Linked DNA regions of Homo sapiens: region 2 is linked to region 1. A link is a loop called in an ENCODE intact Hi-C map of the cell type or tissue named here. Cell type or tissue: pancreas. All regions are shown on one strand. Links, peaks and the distances in the headings refer to the core of each region. The heading gives the core; the rest is flanking DNA. Region 1 overlaps MYH11 (myosin heavy chain 11). Region 2 overlaps ABCC1 (ATP binding cassette subfamily C member 1 (ABCC1 blood group)).

Region 1 (11,474 bases), core at 2,421-7,420:
ATTGATCACCAGAGCAACCCCTCCAGGAAAAGCCTGAGTAAATCCACTGCCTCGATCACTCCCCCTCCCCTAAACCCTGCCCACATGTTCCTGATGAGGCCAACATCTCTACCTTCAGCTCCAAGAATCCATTCTTAGGGACCATAATGAAACCACCCTGCGCTTTCCACAACCCTGCCTATGCTGCATAGCTCAGGAATGTGCATATCAACCTAAGCCAACCAATCAGAGTCAATGACACTCCATTCAGGAACTTAAGCCGGGAATCTACTCTGTTCTTTGGACATAAACCCAAAGAATATAAGGGCTGGAACCCAGCTATGTTGCTGTCAACAAACTGCATCCTATAGAGAAACAATGTAGTCGAGAGAGATAGAAGACAAGAAATTAGGTTCTAGAAAAATCTTTTGAACACCTAGATCTCACTGTACCTGAAGCTTGAATTCCTGAACTTTTTTTTTTTTTGAGATGGAGTCTAGCTCCATCTCCCAAGCTGGAGTGGAGTGGTGTAATCTTGGCTCACTGCAACCTCTGCCTTCCGGGTTCAAGCAATCCTCCCACCTCAGCCTCCTGAGTAGCTAGGACTACAAGTGTGCACCACCAGCCCTGGCTAATTTTTTTTTTGTATTTTTAGTAGAGACAGGGTTTCACCAAATTGACCAGGTTGGTCTCGAACTCCTGACCTAAAGTGATCCGCCCACCTTGGCCCCGCAAAGCGCTGAGATTACAGACCTGAACCACTGTGCCTAACCTCCCTGAACTTCTCAACATTCTGAGTTAGTCACTTTCCCTTTGGTTTAAGCCAGCTCGGGTTACTTGCAACCCTAGTTATACAGCCACTTTTCTACAACACAAACAAACCACCTAGAATAAAATTCATTTTCCTCCTTTTTTTTTTTTTTTTTTAATGGAAGGTGGGGAATTCAGAGAGCAGAAATCTGTCCTGACCAGAGAAGAGTTCTTAACAGGTTCCACTGGTATCCAGGCAAGCTACCCTCCAGACTCAAGGTGTGAGGCTTACATAGCTGCTCCTCCTCGCTGAAACCCATGATTGCCATGGCCTCCACGGTTTCCTGGAACATCTCATCATCCTGGGCTGCTGGGATGGGCACAAAGCCATTGGAGAGGAAGGTGTAGTTGTTGAAGCCCTCCAAAAGCAAGTCACCTAGAAGGAGAGGAAGACAGGTCAGGGTCAATAAGACATACTTCTAATTTCAACATGAGACCGAGATCTGGTCAAGGGTCTGGGCCATCATAATTCCTTTCCCTTTATCAAGGCTTGAACCGTTTAAAGCCCTCACGCATCGTCACGTAGACAGCCTCACCAACCACTGCCAGCCTTACACAGCGGTGCAGGTTGTGCACTGCTCCAGTGACTGCAGCTGATATCCAGCCTTGGTTCTGCTTGCTAAGCCACAATCCCTGGCACGAAGTTACATTTACCTGGAGGAAGGGATGCCTTTACCTCAATTGTCTAGAGGCACCCTGCCTTCAGCCTTCAGAGACAAAGCTGTCAGAAGAGTTAGATCAACCTTTACTCTTTTTTTTTTTTTTTTTTTTTTGAGACGGAGTCTCACTCTGTCGTCCAGGCAGGAGTGCAGTGGCGCGATCTCGGCTCACTGCAACCTCCGCCTCCCAGGTTCAAGCGATTCTCCTGCCTCAACCTCCTGAGTAGCTGGGATTACAGGCGCCCGCCACCACGCCCGGCTAAATTTTGTATTTTTAGTAGAGATGGGGTTTCACCATGTTGACCACACTAGACTTGAACTCCTGACCTCAGGTGATCCACCCACCTTGGCCTCTCAAAGTTCTGGGATTACAGACGTGAGCCACCGCACCTGGCCTTATTCATGTATTTATAAAATTTTTATCAAATTCAAACAGGCACATGAGTTTTAAAAATCAATTACTACCAAAGGTTTATAATGAAAAATAGCATTCTCCTGTCACATCCCTTCTCCAACTCTACCTTACTCCATAATACCTGCTTTTATCTCTTTTAGCTGCTTTTTATCTGGCAGTTACCACTATCTCTCTGTACAATAGGCTTGCTATATATACTAGCCTATTATAATGTATATACCATTATGTATTACATATCATAGGCCAAGGGTTCCCCAACCCATAGGCCATAGACCAGTACCGGTCCATGTTAGGAACTGGGCCACACAGCAGGAGGTGAGCAGCAGGTGAGCAAGTGAAGCTTTATCCGCTATTTGCAGCTGCTGCCCATCGCTTGCATCACTGTCTGAGCTCCGCTTCCCATAAGATCAGCAGCAGCATTAGATTCTCATAGGAGCGCAAACCCTATCGTGAGCTGCACATGTGCCCTCCTTATAACACTCTAATGCCTGATAATCTGTCACTGTCCCCCATCACCCCCCGATGGGACTGCAGGAAAACAAGCTCCCAATGATTCTACATTATGGTGACTAGTATAATTATTTCATTGTATATTACAATGTAATAATAAAGTGCACAGTAAATGTAATACACGTGAATCATCCCCACACCATCCCCCCAACCCTGCCCGCCCAGTCTGTGGAAAACTTTTCTTCCAGGAAACCAGTCCTCAGTGCCAAAAGTAACAGGTGCTTTTGGCCTATTGGAAGACCAGAGGCAAAGCACAATCGCTGTAATAGGCGATTTCTGGATATGTCAAGTTTAGATAGTATCTAGTGACTTCCTGCTATGGTAGGCAAAAATGCAGCTTTCTTATACTACCTTTCCTTTCCTCCAGCTATTTTTTTTTTTTTTTTTGAGAGGGAGTTTCACCTTTGTCCAGGTTGGAGTGCAGTGGTGCGATATTGGCTGCTCACTGCAACCTCTGCCTCCCGGATTCAAGCAATTCTCCTGCCTCTCGAGTAGCTGGGATTACAGGCACCCACCACCATGCCCAGGTAATTTGTTGTATTTTTAGTAGAGACGGGGTTTCATCATGTTGGCTAGTCTAGTCTTGAACCCCTGACATCAGGTGATCCACCCGCCTCAGCCTCCCAAAGTGCTGGGATTACAGGTGTGAGCCACCGTGCCCAGCCACCCCCAGCTATTTTTAGTTGAATCAATATATAAGGCTTATATCACAGGTTGGCAAATCTGGTCCCCTGTTGTTTTTGTAAATAAAGTTTTATTGAAACACAGCTGCTCTGATGTCCTTGTTTATTTCTCATGGCTGCTTTCTCACTAGGCAACAGAGTTGAGTAGTTGCAACAGAGGCCATCTGGTCCTTAAAGTCTAAAACGTTTACTACTGACCCTTTAGCAAAAACAGTTTGCCAACTCCCTTTTTATGACATTAATTAGATATTCTGTGTCAAACTGTATCCTATGATTACATTTCCTTTGTTGTTGTTCAGCTTCTCCCCCACCCCCAACTTTATAATTGCCTTTCTTTCTCCTGCACCATTTGCTTTTATTATACCCTCCAATACATCAAGGATCCTCTTCCAGATCAATCTTTAATTAGGATGGATTCGGTTATACTTTTGGAGAGACGTCAGCAAGATATTTTTCTTTCAAAATCAAGGTCTTTTATGGGTCAAGTCACTTGGAAGCTGCTTGATAAACTCGAGGTTAAATTGACTGAAGGCACCAGTTAACTCAAACTTTTGGATTAACTTGAAATGCCTGATTCAAGTCACGAGGATTGAGGTCTTTGCCAAGACTTCATTATCCCGAGTTTGGATGCATTTAGCAATATTTGGTTCTTTCTAAAAGCCTAACATCTTTCCAGTTCTATCATCTAGAATACAAACGGCCCCTGGGAATTTAGTTCTGAGCCCTATACTTGCCCATTTCTGGAAGACCAGAGGCAAAGCACAAAACTGGAACCCAAGGTACCAAACAACCAAACTGTTTTCTTGGGTGCCAAATAAAAGGAAAAGGAATGTCAACATTTTTCCCTGGCCCATTCCACAGGGTCCTGCACTGTAACTGCTAATATACCATGTTTGCTGGTACATAAAAAATCCATTCAGCATTCCCCCTTTACCAAAAATTGCTCCACCTCATAGCCTATGTTCCTGAAAGCCAGCCATTAAGGAAACTTATTTTTATTGTTTGAGACAGAGTCTCACTCTATCGCCTAGGCTGGAGTGCAGTGGTGCAATCTTAGCTCACTGCAAACTCCACCTTCTAGGTTCAAGTGATTCTCCTGCCTCAGCCTCCCAAGTAGCTGGGATGACAGGCGCCAGCCACCACACCTGGCTAATTTTTGTATTTTTGGGGAGACAGGGTTTCACTATCTTGGCCGAGCTGGTCTCAAACTCCTGACCTCAGGTAATCCGCCCGCCTCTGCCTCCGAAAGTGTGGGATTACAGGCATGAGCCACTTTGCCCCACCCTGGAAATTTAAATAATGGATAATGCCACCCCCTAGTAGCTGAGGTCTACAATACACTCCGACACAGCGAAGTTCTGAGCTCACACAGATCCTTTTGGTAACTGTCTTAACCAAAATAACTAACCTTGGGCCACAAAAGAGATGGGAAGCAAAGTCTGTATTGTTCCCATAGAATTTCAGACTCAAAACTTATTACTAACATGTAGACTCTACTATGTACAGATAGTCACTGATCCATTCCTTTTTTAAGCTATGCGATTTGTATATATTTTTAAGAGTTAGTAAACAGCTGCAGGTCCAGAACTCATAACTTCCTACTGGAGTTTGGTATACAGTGTATTATATTTACATAAAAAAACTTTTCCCTACAACAGAGGTCAGCAAACTTCTGCACACTGCCTGTTTTTGTAAATAAAGTTTTATTGTAACACAGTGATGCATCTGCACTCACTGATTTATGTGTTGCCTATGTTCATTGGTTTATGTGCTGCCTGTGCTCATTGGTTTATGTACTGCCTGTGCTCATTGGTTTATGTGTTGCCTGAGCTCACTGGTTTATGTGTTGCCTGAGCTCACTGGTTTATGTGTTGCCTGCACTCATTGGTTTATATATTGCCTGTGGCTGCTCTTGTATTACAATGGCAGAGTTGAATAGCTGTGCCAGAAGCCACCTGGCCTGCAAAGCCTGAAGATTTACTATCTGGCCTTTTACAGAAAAAGTCTTGACCCCTGTTCTACAAAGTCACTGGCAAAACATGTATAATGAAAAATGCTTAGTCCTGCTGCCCCTGCAAATTCCTTATAAAACCAGAATGCATCTTTTATATTTGCAAGTTTTATAAATTGGCAAGTAAGGCAAATGTCTTTCTCCCTTTCCTTGAAGGCGTAGATTGTGTCTAGTTGGACTTGATGCTCTCTGGTCTAATGAGACATGAATCATTAATGATCTAATGTCTAATTGGAGTTGATGGCTACTATGTCACATAGTAGGTGCTCAGTAAATGAGAATGACTGAACACAAGCCACACTCACTCATTGGGAGGAGATGAAGAACTGTTCATATGTCACTCACAGACATGGTCCTTTCTGGCAGGATCTGAGACTGTTTTAATAGCCAATCCCTTAACCCCGGATTCTGATGAAAGGGAAGGCTCAAGCCATCCAATCACATGTCATTGCTAGTCACTTACTTCTCATCTTCTCCTTGGCTCCAGCAATCATGTAGTAAAAGATGTGGAATGTCCTCTCGTCTCTGGCTTGGCGAATTGCCCGTGATTTTTCTAGCAGATCTGGTTTGGAGGGAGTTAGGGATTCTGGGGATACTGCGGGTGTTCCTCTGGTCTTCCACCTCCATCCCTGTCACACCCAATTCACATGGGATGACTTTCCAGTTCTACCCCTGGGATCGGTAATGTCTAACTTTGACCATTGCCCCTATGGACAAATGGAACCGCTGGGTGCTGCCAGCAGACTTCAGATGCAAAAAAAAGGGAGGGGAATAGAGTGAAAAGAAAAAGCATAAAAAGGCTCCAGGAAGAAGGTAATGGTAACGAGATGTTCCCCTAACAGCCATCACCAGCAAATCTTCTTTAAAATGAGCTGTCTTCAGACATGACAGAATACAAATAATGACACCATCTATGATCCTATGATTTATGATTCATTCCTGTGTGAAATGATTGATATAAATTGTCTCACTGAAGCCTCACAAAGTATGCTAGGAAATAAGTGCAACTATTATCGGTGTTTTCAATAAGGGGAAACTGAGGCTCAGAGAAGAGAAGTCCTTTCTCAAGATGATACAGCTAACAAGTGGCAAAGCTGTCTTCCATGCCCTCTGTTCCAAGAGTGGGGTCTGACGGGATGGAGGCGAGAGAGACCGTAAACACGCCACACTAATTAATTTCAGGAGAGCTTCTCCGCGATGCGGGGTGGCAGGAGGGAGAGCAGAGGGGAGGGCAGGTGAGGGTGGCATGGAGATCACAGGGTCCGGGGTGATGGGAGAGGGCAGCTGGGAGGCTGGGCTACTGTACTGGGTGGATTTCCACAGCACTAAGCATGATGGTGCGGGATGATGGGGCTAGATCAGCAGACCTTGTCTTCTTCAAGTCCTAAAGCCAGCTAGCAGTGCCCGGGCTACCACAGCCCATGTCCAATCTGGAAAGCAGTGATTCTCAGACTTTCTCATGGTGTACATGGGTATACACACGCACACATACACACACACACACACACACACACGCACGTATGTTTGAGCCAGAGTCTCGCTCTGTCACCCAGGCTGGAGGGCAGTGTGTGATCTTGGCTCACTGCAACCTCTGCCTCCCGGATCCAAGCAATTCTCCTGCCTCAGCCTCCTGAGTAGCTGGGACTACAGGTGCATGCCACCACGCCTGGATAATTTTTGTATTTTTAGTAGAGACAGGGTTTCACCATATTGGCCAGGTGGTCTCGAACTCCTGACCTCAAGTGGTCTGCCCGCCTCGGCCTCCCAAAGTGCTGGAATTACAGGCGTGAACCACCGTGCCTGGCTGAGATGTGTGTTTCTAAAGAGCTCCCAAGTGATGCTGATGCTGCTGGTTTGGAAACATACTTTGAGAACCACTGATCTAAAAGGAAGGCTGAGGCCAGAAGGACGGGGCTATGCCTGGGGCTCGCTCTAAACACAGGAAATGAATTGCTGAGAGGTGTGTGCAGGGCTGCAGGACAAGAGGGCCCTGGCTCTGGACTTGACCGAAGCCTGACAGCCCTCCTAGCTGCAGGATGGGAATCCTGGCTGGTTTGGGCAGATTAAAGTAGAAACGTAGAAAACATTGAGTTAACGCAATAGCCACCACCTATGAGATGCTCACTTTGGGCCCAGTACCGTACCAAGGGCTGTGCATATTATTATGCATATTATTTCATTTAACCCCTGCACCAGCTCCAGAAACTAGGTGCAATCACCCCCATTTTACCGAGGCAAAACTGAGGCCCAGAGAGCTTCAGTGATTTTCCCAAATCCCCACAGCTTAGACAAGTACAGTGGAGAGGAAGCTACTCCACAACCCACCCTCTTATCCAGGGCACATAACGTGGAAAAATGGGACCACTAGGTGCTGCTAGAGGACCTCAGGTGCAGAAAGAAGCTAAGTCAGGCCCCCAGGTCCTATACATTGCCAAGCACGTGTTCCACAGGAAGCCTGAGCCCTAGGGCCGCCTGCAAAGCTCCTGAGGCTGATCAGTCACTGAACTCTAGACCTGGTTGTTCCCCCACGTCCAGAAATTTCTAACTTGGCTCCACTTCACCGCTCAGGTTCATGAAAGAGATGCTCTACTTGTTCCTTGCGATACCAGCATTCTTCTGGGTAAACTCTGTTTTCATCAATTTCCTACCTAAGAAGTGGAGCCGATCACAGACCAACTCTCTAAGAGGACGACAGGTCCAGAATTTGGCCTCGGACAATGGCTGAATAAGGATGAAGTGAAGATCATACGATAGACACTACGTAGCCAGCCCTTACTCTGCACCTCGCATGGTGCCTAGAGCTTTATATGAGTTCATTCACTCTATTCTCACATTTCTATGAGGCAGGTACCATTCATTATCATCCCCATTTTGCTGATGAGGCACAGAGAGGTGGAGTAACCAGCCCAAGGTCACTCAGCTAAGGGACAGATCATTTGAGCATCACATGCAGCCTAGGCTGCTTGTTTAGGGTTCAAACCAGGGGTCCGGTCCACACATGTATAACCACTGCACCACAATGCCTGCTGTTAAGGGGAGATTTGTTCTGGAAGAAACCTAAGAGGCTGGAAAGATAGAGGTGGCTCTTGGACTCTCCCAGCCTCTGGGCAGGAGATTGGTAGGGGGCAGGGGTACCCATTTGGCCCAGGCTCAGGGAAAGGATACAGGTCTCAATGTTGGCTCCCACGATGTAACCCGTGACGTCGAAGTTGATGCGGATGAATTTGCCCTGCCAACAGGAAAACACAGTTCAGGCTTTGCTGCCCAACTTCAGCCGTTAACCCCATGCTGTGGGCAAGCAGGAGGCAGATGGTACAGAGGATGGGAGGTGGGGCGGGGAGATTCTTGCGAACACTCAGAACCCCACAGGTCAAGTTGTCAGGCGGAACCAACATCTGCTGAGCTGAAACCACCCCAGGCCTGACAGCAACAGAACGTGTAAAACATGTTCACAGATCAATTTCATTCGGCTTTTGCAATGACCGTAGTCCATCATGGCTATCCCTATTTAAAAAAACTTATTTATTTATTAGAGACAAGGTTTTGCTCTGTCAGCGAGGGCTGGAGTGCAGTGGTGCAATCACAGCTCACTGTAACCTTGAACTCCTGGGCTCAAGCAATCCCCTTTTCCCCATGACCTCACCCTCCCAAGCAGCTAGGACTACAGGCATGCACCACCATATCTGGCTAATTTTTAAATTTTTTTTTGTAGAGATAGGATCTCACTGTGTTGTCCAGGTTGGCCTCAGACTGCTGCACTCAAGCAATCCTCCCACCTCAGCCTCCCAAAGTGCTGGGATTACAGGAGTAAACTACCACACCCAGCCCACTATCCCCATTTTAAAGCTGGGAAAACTAAGGCTAAAAGAGATCAAGTGACTTGTCCAACGTGACGTTGCTCCTGAGAGGTAGGGCCCTAAGCAGAAAGAAGGTTTTTCCATATTCAGGGGCTAGAGGGCTCCCTCCCCAGACCCCACCCTGCTCCAAAACATCCACATCATCCAACTATGGATTAAACCTTTTCTGTGGGACAGGTGAGTATGCATTGGCCACACTGCCCAAGCAGGCCCTGTGTAGGATGTCCTTTAGGCAGGAATGGCTCATGTTCCTGGCCCTAGAGGCTCAACAAGTATCTCCAAAGATGGCCCTATCTACCTGCCTCAGCTAAGCCATGAAACCAAGGATGGAACCCAATCCTCCATCTGTTGGCATGAACCCTTTTCCTGTTTCCTCAACAGGTGAGACAGGATTTCATCCTTTTCCCCCATCATGACATAACATGGTGGGAAGTGTTGGCGTGTGTGGACACAATCCCCTAGGCTTGCTCAGTCCTTGACAAAACCTTCAAACTTTCCCCATTGGGAAACATGCAGTAGAGTGATTTGGGATGACCATATCCCAGATGGAGCCAGGGAGAGCCGGCTGGTCACAGGCAAGGCCCAGGCACCTTCTTCACTCTCCTTCCCAAGATGGCAGGGACGCCAGTGAGTGGAGGATGTTTTTAGGGATTTGTCTTGCACGTGCTTCCATTTATGACAGGCTAGAAACATTGCACAGAATTGGAACATGCAAACGCAGTGCTTCTCAGTGGAGGCGGCACATCTGCTATGGAGATTTTGGAAATCGGTGGAAGCCATTATTTGGCTTGTCACATGTTGGGGGGGGGCCGCTGTTGTTAGTGAACAGTGGGGCCAAGGATATTTTGGGAGTCCTGCAATGACCTGGAGAGTCTCTGATGCCAATCCTTGTCTATATCCCTTATGACTCTTCCAATGTCTCACCTGCCACTCATGGAGGTAAAAATCTGTTTGTAATTAGCCAGGCTTAGAACCTAACCTTTATGACTTTAGATTTTTACGCTTTTTTTTTTTTTTTTTTTTTTTTGAGACAAGAGCCTCACTCTGTCGCCCAGGTTGGAGTGCAGTGGTGTGACTTTGGCTCACTGCAACCTCCATCTCCCCGGGTTCAAGGAATTCTCCCACCTCAGCCTCCCGAGTAGCTGGGAATACAGGCATGTGTCACTGCGCCCAGCTAATTTTTGTATTTTTAGTAGAGACAGGGTTTCACCATGTTAGCCAGGCTGGTCTCAAACTCCTGACCTCAGGTGATCTTCCCAACTCAGCCTCCCAAGGTGCTGGGTTTACAGGTGTGAGCCACTCTGTGCCTGGTCTAGATTTTTATGCTTTTAAATGAAAGCATTAACAAGTGTTTAAAATGTTGTTCTAATACAAGAATATCCCATCTGTGTGACTCTAGAGAAGATTGTTCTTTGGTTCAGCGCTTCACTGAGAGTCAGTTGCCATTCTGGAAAATCCCATGCCAACATCATCAGTGCCTGAACTTGACCCTTTTCCTTGTATTTGTAGCTGTCGCCGTGGATAGACCTAAGTGTCTGTCTCTTACTGTGTCTTCTGTTGGTGTGGCCTGGCCCGAGCATTGATATGCTGAAATGCACTTTATTTATTTATTTTTGTAGAGATGGGGTTTCCCCATGTTGCCCAGGCTGGTCTCAAACTCTTGAGCTCAAGTGATCTGCCCGCCTCAGTCTCCCAAAGTACTGGGACTACGGGCATGAGCCACCTCGCCTGGCCTGAAATGCACACTTTCATTATGAATTGTCTTATGTTATTTCTTCTTCATATTCCAGTTAGGGCATTATGCTGATGTGTATTCATCTAATACGTGTAGGAGGTGATACTATCTATGATTCTAATTTCGGGCGAGGAAAGGAGACATTATGTAATTGTTTGTTACTAAAATGGGCCTTGGGGATCACAGGGTCAGGGACCACCATGTGCATTTGCTCAGCAGAGCAGAGCTTTCTGCAAAGAGTCTTTCACAGGGCCCCATCTCAGCGAGCAACAGTTCAGAGACCCCCTTCTCCTGGAATGCAGAGGCAATTTTTCCTTCATCTTTTCTCACTAAAATATCTTTCTGACCCTCCTACGGAGACAACCGCTTCTTTTGCACAATAAAACCATTGTTGTCTACCTATCATCAACCATCCACTTTCAGAGTTCCCCTGCCCTGTTGGGCTCAGGCAAAAACTTTTTGCTTTGGAGCCTGGGGGAGTGTGCATGGGAAGGTAGTACCCCCTGCCTCACTTACTCTCTGTTATTCAGTTGGAAGAACCAGCTTCATGAAGGCTGGAACCATATCTGAACTATTCATCGCAATCCTGTGAGACTCGCTGAGTGCCTGGTATACAGTAGGCACTTAATAAAAACAGCAAATGAGAAAAAAACAAAGAGAATGGTGGTACATGTAAAAGTGCCTACCAGAGTAATTGTACACAGTAGGTACTTACTAAGTATTTCTTGGAGGAGGTGTGTGCCTGGTACACAGTTGGCACTCAATTCATGTTTTGTTACATAAAATGGTATCGGATATAAGGGTCTAGCCCATAC
Region 2 (11,474 bases), core at 2,165-7,164, 370 kb after region 1:
TCTCCTGGTTTTTTTCTTCCGGTCAAGTGTCGGGCAGCGCCAGCTTGTGTGCCTAGCCCGGGCCCTGCTGAGGAAGACGAAGATCCTTGTGTTGGATGAGGCCACGGCAGCCGTGGACCTGGAAACGGACGACCTCATCCAGTCCACCATCCGGACACAGTTCGAGGACTGCACCGTCCTCACCATCGCCCACCGGCTCAACACCATCATGGACTACACAAGGTGATGCCACTGGCACAGTGGCCTCTAGGCTTTGGGAGTTTGCCTTACTCACTGGCTCACTCATTAATTCATTAATTCATTCAACACTGTCCTTATCCCTAGTGACAGCCCCAGTGGGTGGATCCTCTCTTCATCCTGGATGGTACCAGCTATTTCTTTTTTTTTTTTTTTTTTTGAGACAGAGTCTCGCTTCATCTCTGGAGTGCAGTGGTGTGATCTCGGCTCACTGCAACCTCTGCCTCTGGGGTTCAAGCATTTCTCCTGCCTCAGACTCCCGAATAGCTGGAACTACAGGAATGTGCCACCACGCCCATCTAACTTTTATATTTTTAGTAGTGACAGGGTTTTGCCATGTTGGCCAGGCTGGTCTCGAACTCCTGACCTCAGGCGATCTGCCCGCCTCCGCCTCCCAAATTGCTGGGATTACAGGCATGAACCGCTGTGCCCAGTGGTACCAGGTATTTCTAATATCATCTAGTCATTCATTCACGTCAGCGCACCTGCGGTGTTCCCAGACACTGGGGACTCTGTAGGCTGCTGTCAGACAAAGTCCCTGCCTCCAGGACCAAGTAGCTTATTAGATGGAGGAGACAAAAAATATACAGAGCAATAAACCAACAGGATTCCAGAGGGCAGCAGGTGCTGGGAAGGACGCTTGCCAAGGAGACGGGATAGCGAGTGCTGGGCAGGGCCACTGTTTCCATTGAACACTGCAGGCCCAGTGCGTGGGGCCCACAAAAAGGTTTTATTTTTTTTAAAAAATCAGAAGCAGGCCAGGTGCGGTGGCTCACGGCTGTAATCCCAGCACTTTGGGAGGCCGAGGCAGGCAGATCACCTGAGGTCGATAGTTTGAGACCAGCTTGGCCAACACGGTGAGACCCTGTCACCATTAAAAATACAAAAAGTAGCCAAGTGTGGTGGTGCGTGCCCATAATCCCAGGTACTTGGGAGGCTGAGGAAGGAGAATTGCTTGAACCTGGGAGGTGGAGGTTGCAGTGAGCTGAGATTGTGCCACTGCAGTCCAGCCTGGGCAACAGAGTGAGACTCCATCTCAAAAAAAAAAAAAAAAAAAAAAAGAATATAATCCAACCTGGATTTTATTTATACTAACACAGTCATAAAATAGAATTTCTAGCATTTTGTGTGGAGAAAGCCACCTCCGTAGGCATCAGTGCCGGGGACCACAAAAGTCAGAATGCTGCCATAGTGCCAGGGTCCTGGGGGGTTTTGAGTTTTGTGTGGGTCATCTCTGAAGAGGTGACATTTTAGCTGAGACCTGAACAATGAAAAGGAGTCAGCCTTGAGAAGATCTGGGACAGCGATCTGCAACCTTGTTCTTAAGGGCCGGGGTAGTTTCAGCTTTGTGGGCCACATGGCCTCTCAGCCACTTGACTCCAGTGTTGCCGTGTGAAAGCAGTCATAGATAGTGCACGAATGAATGAGCATGGCTATGTTCCAATAAAACTTTATTCATAAAAACAGGCAAGGGGTCAGATTTGGCCTGCAGGCCACAGTTTGCCAACCTTGGATCTAAAGGAAGAACATTCTAGGCAGCCGGTACAGCCGAATGTAAAAATGAATGCGCTTAATGAATTTGAAGGCTAGCATGAGGAGGCCATGTACCTAGAGGTTGGAATTGAGTGGACAGGGGCAGGAGATTAGGCCAGAAAGGTAGGCAGGGGCTGGATCTTAGAGCACCATGTAACCACGGTGAGAAGCTTGGAACTTACTCTAAGAGCCCTATAAAGCCATTGGAAGGTTTTAAGCAGGGAAGTGACATGAGTTTCTATTTTATTTTATATATTTTTGAGACAGGGTCTCACCCTGTCGCCCAGGCTGGAGTGCAGTGGTGGGATCACAGCTCACTGCGGCCTCAAGTGATCCTCCTGCCTCAGCCTTCCAAAGTGCTGGGATTATAGGCGTGAGTCTCTGCACCCAGCTGACATGATGTTTCTAGTTCACTGAGTACCACCTACTAAGTGGCAGATGCTGAGTTGGTGCTTTTGAAATATAGGACATAGAAATGAGGACAGAAGTGGGCAGTGTCAAATCTTACAGGACCTAAAATATTAGGGGTCAGCCAACTATGGCCCACAGGCCACAGATCTGGCCCCCTGCGTGTTTTTATGAATAAAGTTTTATTGGCACGCAGCCACATCTGTTCATTTTCCTGTTGTCTCTGGCAGCTTTCACACTATAAATACAGCAGAGATGCGTAGTTGTAACAGAAAGCATATGGCCTGCAGAGCCTCAAGTATTTACTATCTGGCCTTTTTCAGAAAAATGTTGCCAATCGTTATTGTAGACTGTGGTAAGATCTTTTTATTTTACTCTGAATGTAATGGAACAGTGAATGTGAACAGTCAACACTGTTAATACCATTCACACCATGATTGATGTGGGGTAGATATTAAGGAGCTGGCCTCATGGGAATCTGACATTGACTAGAAATAGGGATTGAGGGTGAGCAACCAGCTGGAAGGTACTGCACCAGTCCTAGCAAAAAGTGTTAGGGGCCTGACCCGAAGCAGTGACTTGCCCAGGTCAGTTGTCCCAGGGGCACGAGGTGCTCACCCCTCCCCTTCCCCTCATGTCTGTATCCCCTCTCCCTCAGGGTGATCGTCTTGGACAAAGGAGAAATCCAGGAGTACGGCGCCCCATCGGACCTCCTGCAGCAGAGAGGTCTTTTCTACAGCATGGCCAAAGACGCCGGCTTGGTGTGAGCCCCAGAGCTGGCATATCTGGTCAGAACTGCAGGGCCTATATGCCAGCGCCCAGGGAGGAGTCAGTACCCCTGGTAAACCAAGCCTCCCACACTGAAACCAAAACATAAAAACCAAACCCAGACAACCAAAACATATTCAAAGCAGCAGCCACCGCCATCCGGTCCCCTGCCTGGAACTGGCTGTGAAGACCCAGGAGAGACAGAGATGCGAACCACCCAAAACACGCACACCCTGCCCCTGGTGCCCTGAGACAGACACACAGCCTCACGCCCCCAGGAATGCAAGTGGTTTCCTGGTGCTTCCCACGGAGGAGTTTTGGCAGCCAGACTTCTGGAGGAATTGGTTGTATAGAAGATCCTAGTGACCAAATTCAGCCTACTGCCTCGGATCTCTCCAGCCGAAGTCTGTGGACTGCAAGTCTTTGAGATGCTTCTGGCTCCCATCACCTCTAACATCCTTGTCTGGGTCTACCAGGAACGCTTCATTTCCTTGGGGCTGCAGTTTTGTGGTTGAGGGGCCTGGAGAAAATCATTTTCTCCCCTTGGCAGTGTCCCAGGGCCCTGGATGGTCCTCTTACCAACATCTGGTCTTCCAGGCACTCAAAAGCTGGGAACCAGCATCTCAGCGCCAGCTCTACCAGTTCTCGTTTTGGGCCAGAGGCAGCCTCTGCACTCCCACGCCTGTCCTCCTGGAAGGGACCTGGTTGGACTAACGGCTAACCTGGACCTGGAACTGTAGGGCCAGGGGATTGTCTCAGGGCCGACGTTCCACCTGGGGCTTCCCTCCCCACCCACCCCGACTCCAGGCTTTCCCTTTTTTCTTTTGTTCAACATTGTAAGAACAATCAATGCTGTTATTACTGTTCCCACCATGATTGATGTGGGGTAAATATTAAGGAGATGGCCTCATGGGAATTTGACCTTGACTAGAAATAGAGACTGAGAGTGAGCAACCAGCTGGAAGGTACTATGCCAGTCCTAGCAGAAAAATGTGTTAGGGGCCTGGCCCAAAGCAGTGTTGGTTGCTTACAGTGTTGATTGATTTTGTTCTTTTTTCTTACCACCTCTTTTCTTTCCCTCTCATGGTACCTGCTCATGGTTATGAAGCTTTCAAAGTAAAGAACACGAAATACCTCCCAAGTATTACCAGTGGGTACCAAAAAAATGTCCCCTTGAGTCTTTTCCTTGTTTTTAGATGTTAATTCTCTCCCTTGGCATCCGGTTAGCCCCCCAGGGGGGGCAGCATTGTGGAGAACTTGATATTTAGTTACTGATGCTCTTCCAGGACACGAAAAGAACCCATCTTTGAATATCAATGATTTTTTTTTTTTAAGTACTGTTCCGGGGAGAAAAACAGTCTCAAAACTTGAACTTCTTGGGAATAGAAGTGTTGGGCTGAGAAGTAACATTCCCAGGAAATAGTGAGAAGCTCGCCCTGTGTTTGAAACCGTGTTGGTCTCTGTGTTCCTGGAAGAAAACAGGGAAGCAGCATCTTTTAAAGCCTGTTCTTTAAGGTGTCTCGTTAGAGCCCAAAGTGGAATCCGGAAGGCAGCCAGAGCTGAGGCTGCCCCAAGACTCAGACTTGCTAAGAATTACGCCGCCGACTTCAAACCCAGAGAGCATCTTTCTTTTAGGCGAAAACGCATATATTTATTTTTTGTAAGTTATACCATTCTTTCACATTAGATAAACTAAGTTTTGGGGGATCCTTTTGTAATGACTTACACTGGAAATGCGAACATTTGCAGTAAAAAAATATATATATATCTATATATTTTATTTCTTTCTAAAGAATGGTTCCCTTTCCTTTGGGGCCTCGGCGAGGGTTCCAGCCATGTCCTCTGCAGGGTCAGGATGTGGCATCTTCCTGTTTCTGTTCTTTCCTTTTGACAACAAGTCGCCTCTAGTGGGAGCTGTTGCCAGAAAGGGCAAGTTGTAGAGATCACTAGTCAGATGGGGTTTAGTGGGAAGGCGGGACAGCCGCAAGGTGGACGGAGCCCAGGTTTTGGGGTTGGACAGACCCTGGCTTGAGTCCTGCTCTTGTCATTTGCTGTTCTTGTGACCCTGGGGAAGTCACTCAGCCTCTGTGCCTCACTTGCTTTGTCTGTAAAATGAGGCTGATCGTACTTACCCTGTGAGCAGTGATGTGTGCGGTACTCGTAGCCTCGGTCAGGTTCTAAGACACAGGCGAGGCAGAAATCACATGTGGCCAGAACGATCCTTGAAAATCCTGCCCTCCCCCTGCCCTTTTTTTTTTTTTTTTTTTTGCTAGAGGCACGGTCTCACTCTGTTGCCCAGGCTGGTGTGCAGTGGCACGATCATAGCTCACTGCAGCCTCAAACTCCTGGGCTTACGCAATCTTCCTGCCTCAGCCTCCTGGGTAGCTGGGACTACAGGCATGTGCCCAGCTAATTTTTAAAAATTTTTATAGAGTCAGGGTCTTGCTATGTTACCCAGGTTGTTCTTAAACTCCTGGGCTCTGGGGATCCTCCTGCCTGAGCCTCCCAAAGTGCTGGGGTTCAGGCACCTGGCCTGAAAATCCCTTTATGTTAGTCCAGAGAGGCGAGGCTGCGCTGCAGTAACAAATTCGCCGTAAAATCTTCGGAAATGATCACAAGGCTTTATTTCTTGCTCACGCAGTTCTTGGTGAGGGTCAGCTGCCTCTCCAGGGTAGGTGACTTCCCTGTGACAAGTGATCCAGGCTGTCCTGGTTTTGTGACATGGCCTCCCAAGGGTTGGCCTCCAGGTCCCCACAGTGGGAGAAGGGAGAGTGGACGACTCTCACCCACTCTTCTGTGTCTGAAACCGGAACTGACGCAGTTAATCCCACTCACAGCCCATTGGCCAAAATGAGTCACATGGCCCCAACCCAACCACTGCGGGAGCTGGGAAATGGAGCGGTGCCTGTGGAAGAGAAGGATTTCTCCCTTTCCTAACTGATGTGGTTCTGGAGTTTTGGATAGCGGAGTAGTCAGACTAGTGTGTTCGGTTTCTAACTTCGAACTGGGTGAGTCTGGGCAGTAAGGAATGTCTGTATTTGGGGAGCACACCATTTCTGCCACACCTAAAACCATGCACCAAGTACATGTGCAGATAGAACGTTCTAGCACTGCCATTGTTCCCTCAAGCTTTCCTGTCCCCTGATTGAAATTGTTGGCTTGCACTAGGGACTGTGGTGTACAAAGGTGCTCAGGGAAGAGCCGGCGAGGTGGTGACCATTAGAATGAGTAGTAGTGTCTGGGTGCAGTGACTCATGCCCCATTGAAACTGTTGGCTTGCATTAGGGACTGCAGAGTGTGAAGGTGCCTAGTGAAAAGCCAGTAAGGTCATAACCATTAGAATAGGTAGTATCAGCCAGCCGGGCATGGTGGCTCATGCCTGAATGATGTCATTGGCTTGCATTAGGAACCACAGAGTATGAAGGTGCCCAGTGAAAAACTGGTGACGTTGTGACTATTAGAATTAGCAGTATTGGCTAGACGAGGTGGCTCATGCCTGTAATCCCAGCACTTTGAGAGGCTGAGACAGGAGGACTGCTTGAGCTGAAGAGTTCAAAACCAGCCTAGGCAACATAGTGGAACTCTTTCTATATAAAAACTTTTTTTTTGTTAAATTAGAAGTAGTTGAGGCTGGGTGCAGTGGCTGACGCCTGTAATCCCAGGACTTTGGGAGGCTGAGGCGGGTGGATTGCCTGAGGTCAGGAGTTCAAGACCAGCCTGATCAACATGGTGAAACCCCGTCTCTACTAAAAACACAAAAATTAGTTGGGCATGGTGGCACATGCCTGTAGTCCCAGCTACTGGGGAGGCTGACAGGAGAATTGCTTGAATGTGGGAGATAAAGGTTGCAGTGGGCTGAAATCAAGTCATTGCACTCCAGCCTGGGCAACAGAGCAAGCCGAGACTCCATTTCAAAAGAGTAGTAGTTGGATCTACCAGCGGGAATCTTAATAGGGATGTGAGATGTGTTTAGATCTCAAAGCCTGACCCTGAGTCTTAAAATCCCAGGTCAGATCCTAAGCAGTCCCAGAGAGCTCCACCTGGTGTGCATCTGTGCCAGTGTCTTGGGGTGGGGCAGCTGCATGCTCAGGTGGAATCCGGGGCTGAGTTCAAGTTTAATCCACTTTATGAAGAGGAGGCAGAGTGAGGCATAACTCCTCATCCAGGGGAGTGGAAGTACTGTGGAAGGAAGCTCTGTTTTGTACCTACTACGTGCTGGCCCTGGCCTCACTGTGCAGAACTCTCCACATTGGAAAGGATCCCCCCAGACCAGAGAGGCGTAAGGAGGGGGCTGGTGCTTTCCAGTGTTGAACTGTTCATCTGTCCTCACACCCACCATCGGGTCCTACAGCAAATTTGTTTGATTTTCTGCAAAACACCCAGAATCTATCCACTCCCCGTCCTCCCATTGCCACCACGCTGGTCCCAGCCACCCCACTTTCTCCCTGCATCCCTACAACAGCTGCCACAGTGGTCTCGAGGCTTTTGCCCCCAGCCCCCCACACACACATCAGTGTCCTCAACCTGGTGGCTGTAGTGACCTTATGAAAACACGCACTGGCCGGGCACGGTGGCTCACGCCTGTCATCCCAGCACTTTGGGAGGCCGAGGCAGGCAGATCACCTGAGGTCAGGAGTTCGAGACCAGCCTGGCCAACATGGTGAAATCCTGTCTCTACTAAAAATACAAAAATTAGCCAGGTGTGGTGGCGAGTGCCTGTAATTCCAGCTACTTGGGAGACTGAGGCATAAGAATTGCTTGAACTGGGAGGTGGAGGTTGCAGTGAGCCAAGATCACGCCACTGCACTCCAGCCTGGGTGACAGAGTGAGTGACTGATGGTGAGGACACGGGCTCTGAAGCCACACTGCTTGGGCAGAGATGCCACTCATTCTGTTTGTTTTCTCATCTGTCAAAAGGGCCTGATGGTAGTACCTTCCTCATCAAAACGTTCCAGTAAGGGGCCCAGTGAGGTGGCTTCCTCCTCTGGTCCACTGAATGCGTGCGTGGCGGGCATTTAAAGCAGTGTCAGGTATACGTAGTTACGTGTTTGCAGTGGCGAGGTGGACTGTTGAGTTTTAAAGAGTCTACTGGGCGCAGGCACTGACCAGAGAGGAAGTCTGCAGCCTTGATGGATGAAATTCGTGTTCCACCCACCAGCCAGACCCTACTGGCAGCAGCCCATGGCGGGGGTATTAATGGCCTGGGCATCCCCTCTGGCGCGTCTCCAGACTGCCGTGGTGTGGGCCCAACAGCAGTCTCGTTAGCAGGCTGGCAGGTGCCGGTTCCCACGTGCTGGCCGCCTGTGGCCCACCCTCTGCTCCCTGGCACACAGCCTAGGAAAGAGAGTCTGGTGGCCCTGGGTCATCCCCAGCTGAGTTTGCCAAATGCCCACATGGCAGCCCCTGCCTAGGGTCACTCTGCAAGGCAGGTGGCTCAGCTCCAGCCAGAGAAGACAGGCTGCATCTGCCGCCCTTCCTTTCTCTAAAGGACAAATGTGTCCTGTGCAATGACTTTGGTATTACACCCAGAAACAGATCCCCACTCTGTCCTTACTGACTGGGTCAACTTGGCAAGTCATGTCAACCCCTTGAGCCTCAGTTTCCTCACCTGTGAAATGGAGCTAGGAATAGGTAGTTGTGGGTCCACAGCTTTGCAGGCATGACTAGGGGCAGGTCAAGAATGCGGACTTCCTGCCCCACTTTGAAGGTGGTAGAAGCTGCAGTTAGAAGTTTACTCCAGGCCAAAAGGGGCATCACAAAACCTGTGAGGATGGGCCATCAGAAAGTCCCATGACCTGATGGGCGGAGCAGGCCCTGTGTCCTTAAGAAAAGGTGGAGTTCTTGCCCTGCCACCCCTGACACCAGCAAAGCCACTGCTCAAGTATCTGTGGATGATGGATGGCAGCGGGGCAGGTTAGACCGGGGATTCTCAACCAAGTGGGTCTTTTTGTTTTGTGTTTTTTCAGACAGTCTTGCTCTGTCACCCAGCCTGGAGTGCAGTGGTGTGATCTTGGCTCACTGCAACCTTCTCTGCCTGGGTTCAGGCGATTCTCCTGCCTCAGCCTTCAGAGTAGCTGGGATTATAGGCACCTGCTACCACACCCGGCTAATTTTTGTATGTCTGGTAGAGCCAGGGGTTCACCTTGTTGTCCAGGCTGGTCTCGAACTCCTGACCTCAAGTGATTCACCTGCCTCCGCCTCCCAAAGCACTGGGATTACAGGCATGAGCCACTGCACCCGGCCCAACTAGGTGGCTTTGACCCCCTGGGGGATTAATGGCAGTGTCACAAGTCTGGTGGCGGTAGAAGGAGGATGTTATTGGCATCTAGTGAAGAAGAGGCCAGGGGCGCTGCTGAACGTCCTACGATGTGCAGGACATGTCCCCACAGCACAGAACTATCTGGCCCCACGTGTCAATAAGGTTCAGAAAGCCTGGGGGATTGCCTTCTGTGCTTCCACGAACACATATCCATGTATTATGTCATTCTTGCGGCAATGCCACGAGGTCAGTGAGACTCCCTGACTAGCATACATAATGTTAGGATCTAGGGAGTTGTCTAATGTCTCACGCTGCCCTTCCCAGCGATCTATGTGTGGCCTTAGGCTTGGCTACTTTAGACTTAGTCCCTCTTTTCCGGTGCCTGCAGCTGGTTTGGTGAGTCCAGTATTAATATACTGACCGCTGTCAGAAAGAGGAGTGAGGAGGCTGGGCATGATGGTTCACGCCTGTAATCCCAGCACTTTTGGAGGCCGAGGTGGGCAGATCACCTGAGGTCAGGAGTTCAAGACCAACCTGGCCAACATGGTGAAACCCCGTCTCTAGTAAAAATACAAAAATAATTAGCCAGGTGTGGTGGTGGGTGCCTATAATCCCAGCTACCCGGCAGGCTGTAGCAGGAGAATCGCTTGAACCTGGGAGGCAGAGGTTGCAGTGAGCCGAGATCTTGCCACTGCACTTTAGCCTAGGTGACAGAGTAAGACTCTGTCTCAAAAAACAAAAAAAGAAATGTGTGAGGAATGCAACAAGCTGTGCATTGACCACCCTTGGTTACAGCAAGTTCTCCACGCTCAGCCGGGTCCAGCCTTTGGCTGTCAGCAGCATCTGGAGCGGAACTGTGAACAGAAACACTCCAGGTGTTCCGACGGGTGCTGGGGCGCCCCCAGGGAGCTGGAATTTGGTTTTTAGCAACCACATATAGGAAATGAACCCGCCAGCCACAGTATCTCACGCCTGTAATCCCAGCACTTTGGGAAGCTAAGGCCAGCGGATCACCTGAGGTCAGGAGTTTGAGACCAGCCTGGCCAACATGGTGAAACCCCGTCTCTACTAAAAATACAAAAATCAGCTGGGCGTGGTGGTGGGCGCCTGTAATCCCAGCTGCTCCAGAGGCTGAGGTGGGAGAATCGCTTGAGCCCGGGAGGTGGAGGTTGCAGTGAGTCAAGATTGCACCCCTGCACTCCGGCTTGGGTGACAGAGTGAGACTTTGTCTCGGACAAAAAAAAAAAAAAAAAAAAAAAGAACCAAGTCCTCGGGCAAATTCTCCCATTGAGGGCTGTGAAGTCTTGGCTCCTCTGTTGTTTGTTTTGGAAACCAAACTTGCATATTTGACTTTCTCATGCGTGGAGAGGACCCATGCTTGGCATGGGGGGGCACCTGGTTTTTGTGTCCTTGGAGCTCATCTCTGGTGGGGGAGGAGGAGCAGCAGGAGATGCGAGGGCTGTAGTTCTCAGTCCTGGCCGCACATTGGAATCCTATGGGGGAGCTTTAAAATTATACACCAAACTCGGCCAGGTGCGGTAGCTCACGCCTGTTATCCCAACACTTTGGGAGGCCGAGGAGGGTGGATCACATGAGGCCAGGAGTTCAAGACCAGCCTGGCCAATATGCTGAAACCTCGTATCTAATAAAAATTACACAAGTTAGCCAGGCATGGTGGCGCACGCCTGTAATCTCAGCTGCACGGGAGGCTGAGGCAGGAGAATTGCTTGAACCCAGGATGTGGAGGTTGCAGTGAGCTGAGATTGAGCCACTGCACTCCAGCCTGAGCAACAGAGTGAGACTCTGTCTCAAAAAAAAAAAAAAAAAAAATACACACACACACACACACACACACACACACAACTGGAGAACAGAGCATGGTCACTGGGGGCAGGAGCGAGAGTGATGGGTGTGGTCGGAAAATGGTGGTGGCTATTCCGTATCCTCACCCTGGTGTGGATTCATGAGCCTACATGTGTGATAAAACTGCATGGGACAAAATAAACACACACACACACAGGAGTACAGGTAAAACGGGAAATCGAGCAAGATTGTTGTGTCAATGTCAACACCCTGGCTGTGATGCTTTATCCTAGAGTTTTGCAAGATGTTACCATTGGGTGAAATGGGGTACCAAGTACACGAATCTCTCTATATTATTGTTTCTTTAACTGCATGTGAGTCTGGGATTATCCCAAAATAAAAGTGTTAATTTGTAAAAAGTACACACAGCATGGCAGTTCCCAGCCTCAGAGATTCTGATTTAAGG

What was found. Hi-C counts contacts between places; a loop is a spot of excess contacts. Peaks named below come from ENCODE experiments on the same cell type or tissue, not always from the same donor. Only the 100,000 strongest peaks of a DNase experiment are listed, where the experiment ranks them.
Region 2: a loop joins it to region 1, with 2.4 times the contacts of the local background. A loop is called at or near these places in 8 of 110 quality-filtered maps.

Annotation. Positions count from the first base shown.
Region 1 is chr16:15,770,548-15,782,021 of GRCh38, forward strand. MYH11 (myosin heavy chain 11) reads right to left here. Exons shown (of 41, transcript NM_002474.3): 7 at 8,233-8,296; 8 at 5,531-5,629; 9 at 1,022-1,165. Among named protein-coding and RNA genes, the nearest start is that of MYH11, 81 kb to the right of the region's middle. In pancreas, for the core only: no CTCF peak of the experiment used is centred there; no DNase peak of the experiment used is centred there.
Region 2 is chr16:16,138,337-16,149,810 of GRCh38, forward strand. It overlaps ABCC1 (ATP binding cassette subfamily C member 1 (ABCC1 blood group)), which reads left to right. Exons shown (of 31, transcript NM_004996.4): 30 at 28-222; 31 at 2,837-4,717. The coding sequence ends at 2,945. ABCC6 (ATP binding cassette subfamily C member 6) reads right to left here. Exons shown (of 31, transcript NM_001171.6): 31 at 11,229-11,474. Among named protein-coding and RNA genes, the nearest start is that of ABCC6, 79 kb to the right of the region's middle. In pancreas, for the core only: a CTCF peak has its summit at 4,842; no DNase peak of the experiment used is centred there; H3K27ac peaks cover 688 bases.